2 separate regions of the Mus musculus genome follow, and region 2 is linked to region 1. Evidence: chromatin contacts called from ENCODE Hi-C data. All regions are on one chromosome and are shown on one strand. The core of a region is the stretch at or near the end of the contact, and the rest is flanking DNA. Distances in the headings are between cores, read along the strand shown.

The links. A loop is a pair of places that touch in the nucleus more often than their neighbours do.
Region 2: a map of regulatory T cell shows a loop between it and region 1 (7-fold over the local background). The contact joins the promoter of Ksr1 here to the promoter of Rab34 in region 1. A Hi-C loop is called at or near these places in 3 of 37 maps with a recorded cell type or tissue (T-helper 17 cell, T-helper 2 cell and regulatory T cell).

What each region holds. Positions count from the first base shown.
Region 1 is chr11:78,187,018-78,190,342 of GRCm38, forward strand. It overlaps Rab34 (RAB34, member RAS oncogene family), which reads left to right and starts at 1,731. Exons shown (of 10, transcript NM_033475.3): 1 at 1,731-2,373; 2 at 2,554-2,645; 3 at 3,113-3,178; 4 at 3,272-3,325. The coding sequence starts at 2,320. RefSeq lists an enhancer at 2,522-2,754.
Region 2 is chr11:79,144,406-79,147,899 of GRCm38, forward strand. It overlaps Ksr1 (kinase suppressor of ras 1), which reads right to left and starts at 2,068. Exons shown (of 19, transcript NM_013571.3): 1 at 1,650-2,068. The coding sequence starts at 1,874.

The DNA.
Region 1 (3,325 bases), core at 481-2,980:
TTACTACATGACTACATGATCTACAGTCCCTAGTATTTAAAATTATTTTATGTGTATGAGTGTTTTGCCTGCATGAAACTGTGTAGCACATGCATGCTTGGTGCAGGAGGAGAGAAGAGTGTGTCTAAACCCCTGGAACTCGGGGTACAGGTCGGAGCAGAAACCCTGATCTCTATAAGATCAGCAGCAAGTGTTCTTAATTACTTTTTTTTTTGATTGATTGATTTATTATATGTAACTACACTGTAGCTGTCTTCAGACATTCTAGAAGAGGGAGTCAGATCTTGTTACAGATGATTGTCAGACACCATGTGGTTGCTGGGATTTGAACTCAGGACCTTTGGAAGAGCAGTCAGTGCTCTTAACCTCTGAGCCTTCTTGAACTGTCTCTCCAAACCTAATCATTGTTTTCCTCCTCCTCCTCTTCCTCCCTCTCCTCCTCCTCTTAGTTCTTGAGACAGGACCTCACAACACAACTCTGAATTGCCTGGAGCTCTTTAAGTAAATCAGGTTGGCTTCAAACTCACAAAGGTCTACCTCTGCCTCCAAGTGCATCACATCCAGATTTATTTTAAGACAAAAGTCACCGGGCAAGGTGGCGCACGCCTTTAATCCCAGCACTCAGGAGGCAGAGGCAGGCGGATTTCTGAGTTCGAGGCCAGCCTGGTCTACAAAGTGAGTTCCAGGACAGCCAGGGCTATACAGAGAAACCCTGTCTCGAAAAAAACCAAAAAAAAAAAAAAAAAAAAAAAAAGACAAAAGTCATACTCTGTAGTCCAGGCTGGCTTTAAAGTAAAGTCCCCAGCCTCATAAGTGCTAGAACCACAGGTGTCAGCCCCCGTGCTAGACGCCAGTAATGATCCTTAAGTAGTTTTAGCCACAGCTGAGACAGCTGTGATTTCTCTTACTCTAGTTTTTCTTGTGAATAATTTCATAGTCCTCAATCCTGAACTAGTCTTCCCCTTCTAATACTGTATTCCACTCATTTTTGTATCTTCAAATTTAGCTCCAAACATATAAACATATATCAATTTCTTCTTTGCGCGGGCGGTGTGTGTGTACAAAAAGGAAAAGCTGTTCTGGTTTTGACTGTTCTATTCCGGCTAGAAAATGTTCATCCGTATTAGAAGCAGGGTTCTGCAATCCCATAGTGGTGAGTGACCACGCCAAAAGACGAAGTTTCACAGTCTACCTAACACTTCTTTATCTTTCATGGAAGGAGGCTCGACGGGAGAAGTCAACAGATCTGGGACGTCTGGTCCTTAGTGGACACCTCGTTCAGATCTTGACACCCCCGTTAGGAGATCCCTCTCACCTCCCAGGGCAGAAGGGCGAGCAGGGGCAGACTCTATGAGTCATGTGCCAGGCCTGGAGTCGTGGAGGGAAGCACCGCCTCTCCTTGGGCCCCTTCTCTCCCCCTTTTCCCCTCGGCGGCTCCGGGTCTTGCCAGATGCTGTGCTACAATCACGGGTTCCCCATCACCAGTTCCGTTGGGTAAGTGGTCCCGGGGAAGACGCGGCTCCAACAGGGAGATGGAGGGGAGAGACTTAAGGGATCCCAGTCTGGAAAGGCTCCAGTCTGGGTGTAGGCGGTCCTGGCGTTGGGTAGGGCATCTGGAGCCCGGGCAGCGCGCGAGGAGGAGAGGAGAGGAGGGGGTTGGCGAGGGCCGCGCTGAAGGCGGCTGCAAACCCGGGAGCGACGGGGTGCGGGGCAGGGGGCGGCCCTTCTCCAGGAATTTCCGGGGATCGTGTTGCAACGCTCGCAGAGTGGGACGGCGGGCCTCGCTGCGCGTCTAGGGTTGTCGCCCCCTCCTCTCACCGGTCGAGGGCGTCGGCAGTTGCTGCCCCTGCGCAAAGTGACCCCGTGTGGCGGGGCGGCCCCGAGCCCCCCCAGGCCTCTCTGTTATGGTAGGGCCATCCCAGCCCCGAGTTGTCGTCGGGTCTCCGCGGCCCCGGGTTATCGTAGGGGCTATCCGACCCCGTGTCATTGTAGGATCCGCGCGGGCCCGGGCTCCCCGGGACGCGACTCCCCGCCCACAACTAGCGGCCGGGGGATCTCCCCGCCCCCGAGTGGTCTTCGGGACGCCCCGGGCTCGGGTGATTGTGGGCTCTCCCAGACCCGGGGTGATTGTCTCGTCCCCTTGGCCCGCGGTGGTCGTAGCGTCTCCAAGGCCGAGGGCTCCCACAGGCTCTCCGTGGCCCCGGGTGATTGTCGGTACCCCGCGGCCGCGGATAATCGTCGGGTCTCCACGGGTCCCGGCCGCCGGGGCGGATCAGGCCTCTGCGCCTTCCCGGGGAGCCCCGCAAGGCCGCAGACAAGATGAACATTCTGGCGCCCGTGCGGAGGGACCGCGTCCTGGCGGAGCTGCCCCAGGTAGGCACCAGGGCCACGTCGGGCCTCTGGCTGTCGCTGAGTGTGGGCGGGGAGAAGGTGGCCCAGCCCCGTCGCCCTGCAAGGCCCGCTGCTCCTGGGTGGTCCGCTTCCCACCCCACCCCCAGCCCAGGGCTGCTTGGCTATGGCACAAAAGCTCCATTCTCACAATGTTCCTCTCAGTGCCTGAAGAAAGAGGCCGCTTTGCACGTGCGCAAAGACTTCCACCCCCGCGTCACTTGCGCCTGCCAGGAGCACCGGACAGGCACCGTGGGGTGAGTTAGGGACACTCCTAGCTAAAAAATTACTCAAGAAACTTTGAAGTCATTCACCCCTTTGTGGTTACAAGGTTATGCCTCAGTTCTGATGTTCTCCCAGTTTCCTCCCATTGAGGTTGTGAGCCTATGGAAAAGACATCCAACAGGGAGAGTCACACCACCCATAGAACCTCTAGTCGGGGGCGGGGTATCTGAGAGCGGGGAGGAGTGACAGACAGACAGAGACAGAGTGAACGATCACACTATTCTAACATGTGCAGAGCCCTCCTAGGCTACCCCCAGCACTACACGACTTCCTCCCCCATCACTCCAGAAAAACAGGTCTGAAAGTCCCTAATGTTGAACACTGCTCCACAGCACATCTGTGCAGGACTTTCTGGGCTTCCAGGGAGACCTGCCTATCTATGGTAATGTACCTTAGTTGATATGGATTTTCTCTGTCCATCCACTCTTCTGTCCAACAGATTTAAGATATCCAAGGTCATCGTTGTGGGAGACCTATCTGTGGGGAAGACCTGTCTCATTAATAGGTAACAGGGTACTGGAGCTTGGCCGGGCAAAGACTCAGCTGGATCCAGTTTAACAGGGTAGGCGGGGCTACAGGCTACTTGGTGTCTCCTTAGGTTCTGCAAAGACACCTTCGATAAGAATTACAAGGCTACCATCGGAGTGGATTT
Region 2 (3,494 bases), core at 818-3,317, 960 kb after region 1:
GAGGACAAAGAGAATTTGCAGAGAATAAAGAATAAGCCATTCTACATACAACCAGGGACCCAGGAGCACCTCAAAGGGACCTGGGGAGGAACTACAAAGGCCAACCCAGAACATTCAACAGCCCAACAACATAGCAACTCAACAGATATACATGGCAGGACAACGAGCCCAGAACTATGACACACAGGCCTCCTATTGTATCAGCCTAAAAAGTGAACTTTGCTGGACACACACACTCAGCTGTGTTCAAGAAATCCACATGCAGAGACTCCCAGTGCAGGGTTTTGTTGGTTTGTTTTTAAGGCAAACCCCAGGTCAGTCCTGCTATAGCAACTGTAACAAAAAAACAATAATAATAGCCAGCACTGTTTGGAGTCTCCCAATGTCCCTGGCTTCATGGCTTTTATGAAAATACAACTAAGGGAGAGTCACCCTGAGCATTTTGGATCAAACAAGGATTCAGGCTTGTGGTGCGAGAGGAGGGAGGGCTGGTCTTGTAATAATTACAGCAATCATCAGCTGGCTCTAGGACAGCTGGCAGATGCAATTAGCAATTGTGTGTGTGTGTGTGTGTGTGTGTGTGTGAGAGAGAGAGAGAGAGAGAGAGAGAGAGAGAGAGGAGAGAGAAAGGGTATTATGTATCTAACAAGACATCCTCAGACCTACAGAAACCAAATGTGGCAATGCCAGGGAAAGGCCCTTCTTAGGGAAAGAGTTACTAAATAACCCCTTCACTTTCAAAGGTCTTCCAGTCTCTGGGCAAAAGCAAGTTGGGAAGGCACTAGTTTCCCCCCCAATGTGTAAGGGGGTGGGGGAGCGTCCCCTTCTGAAATGCCAACCACCTTTCTGGCTGGTTCTTCCAAATCGTTTTAATGCTGCACTTCCCAACTGTATAATTTGAGAGAAGAGAGCTCACACATCTTGTTTCCTCATTGCACTCCAGGTTATCTCTGTCAGCAACCCCCTTAAGTAGCCTGTTCTTACCAAAGGTTCCCTTCCCCAGTATAATCCTTCCTAGGCCAAAGCTCAGTGTTTGGGGTGGAGTAGGGAAGTCAAAGGGTAATTTCATTTTAAGCAGTGAACCGCTGTGACATCTCCAAAGACAAGCACCCCAACGCCTGAACAGCAAAAATGCTGTTTCAGCAAACACTTTTTGAAAAGCGGCAGAGACCTGGTGGAAAGGAAAGAAACGGACAACAAGGAGAGTGGGGAGTGAGGGGAAAGTCAGTGCCACCGATCGATCGACGCTCACACTTCAAGGGACGTCCCCCACATCGCCCCAGCCCACGCTACCGGACTTAAAGCACACGGAGAAAAGACCGGCGCGTGATTCAGTGGGACAATGACTACTGTGGGCACTGGAAATAGGGTGAAGGCGGAAAGGGGTTTGCAGTGGGGTGCCCTGTGCATCCTACTCGGCACGCTGGTCTTCGAGACTCGATCCAGTTCCACGCTAACACCCCCCTCCCCTAAATTCTTCCAAAGTGAGAGCTGGTCGTAGGTCCTCACGCTGCCGCATCAGAGAGCTCGGGAAAGGGAGGAAGACTCCAGCCAGCAACCCCGCTGCAGGATGCAACTCGGGAAGGAAAGCAGTGGGGCGGCTCCCGGGCCACCGCCGGGTCCGGACGTGGGGCGCAACGGCCCCTTACCTCTAGGGTCCGGATCTCCTGCTGTGTGAGGTCGTTAGACACTGAGCACTTGGTGCGCAGCCCGCGCAGACTGCCGATGGAGATATCGATGAGCTTCTGCAGCTGGCCGCACTGCTGCAGCGCCCGGCTGACGGCGGCCCCTGCGCCCCCGTCCGCCGCGGCGCCCCCGCCGCCGCCCTCCTTTTTCTCGCCCATCGCTGCCGCGCGCAACGCCGCTCTATCCATGCCTCGGCATCGGGGCCGCTGGGGGCCGAGGCGAGGAGCCCGGGGACACGGGCGCCTCGGCAGGAAAGCCCCGAGCCAGGAAGGCTGCACTAGGAGCGCCCCTTGGCGCCGCCTAAGCCTGCAGTCCCGAAAGCCTGCTGCCCAGTCCGCTCCTCCTCCCGCCCAGACGCGGCGGCAAAGCGAAAGCCTCCACTACCCGACGGCTGTGGTTGTTGGAGCCTTTAAGCGACAGCGGGGGCCGGATCGGGGCCGCGACGCATTCTGGGACTTGTAGTCCGCGCATCGCATCTGCTTTCTGGCCCGCGCCCTCGGGGCCCCGCCCGCACTTCGGCCCCGCCTGACGTCTAGAAGGGGCTGCTCTGCGCCTGCTCCAATTCGTGCGCGTCGTGGTCTAGGGAGTTTGATTCCTTTACCCCCATCTCCCACTACTACACCCTTCTCACACACGCAAGCGCACACACATCAGTAGCTTTCCGAGACTGGCGAATGGGGTGGGGAAGGGGCTGATGGCTCAGACCCAGATAACCCCTGTCTTGTAGGATATTGAGGGTCCTAAAATTTTTGTATGAGTTTAGGGGTTACCATGTATGGGAATGCGCTAAAAGTGTAGCTCAGCGGCAGAACATTTGCCAGGCAAACACAAAGCCCTAGGTTTGATTCCCCAACACTATCAAAAGAAAAGAAAAAGAAACACCCACCTTCATCAAAATCTCACAACACCCGACGAGGCTGTGTTTGTGTTCACATAGAGCTTGACCCTGAATTGTCACACCAAAGTTACTGTGCAGGCAAGGAGAAAGGACTTTCTTCTGTGTTCTATTTACTCAACAAAATAAATTTAGTGCCCCCCATACCCTGTAGATGCCACATGGGCAAAATATTAATTTGTTGAACAGTTCTAAGAGTTTCGAGCCAGAGAGAACCTGGGTCTACCCAGTATGTGAACTTGGACAAATAGCTTTCCTCTGAGTGCCCAAGTTTCCCCTTCACATCAAATAGGGTAGTCATAGCCATCTAGTCTAGAGGGTTTCTTTAAAAAAGTTATGTTTCTAACAGCACCCATATTAACTGCTGGCATGTGCGATCAAGTATACATGCTAGCTCCTTTCTAACTTCACACTATCTAGATGAGACCCTGAGCCTCAGCAGTCAGTGGTCTTAGCAGTGGTGTTTCCCAGTCTGCCCTAATTTAAGCTTTACCACACCTGCTCATTCTCCTCTCCCATCAGTCCACCTCACATGTTCTAGCAATAAAAATGAAGTGAAAATGAGCCAGGTGGCAGTGGCACTCTGGAAGCAGAGGCAGGAGAATCTCTGTGAGTTCCAGGCCAGCCTGGTCTACAGAGCAAGTTCCAAGACAGCCAGGGCTACACAGAGAAACCCTGTCTCGAAAAAAGAAGTAAAAACTGAAGTCAAGTGTACACACTTTTAATCCCAGCACTCCAGAGGCAGAGGCAGGAGGATCTCTGTGAGTTCAAGACCAATCTGGTCAAATAGTGAATTCAAGACCAGCTTGGGCTACATATATAGTGAGGTCTTGCCTCAAAAACAGTGTTGGGTTAGACAGATAGCTCAGCAGTTAGGAGCGCTCGCTCCTGCAAAGGATGAGGAGTTCTGTGC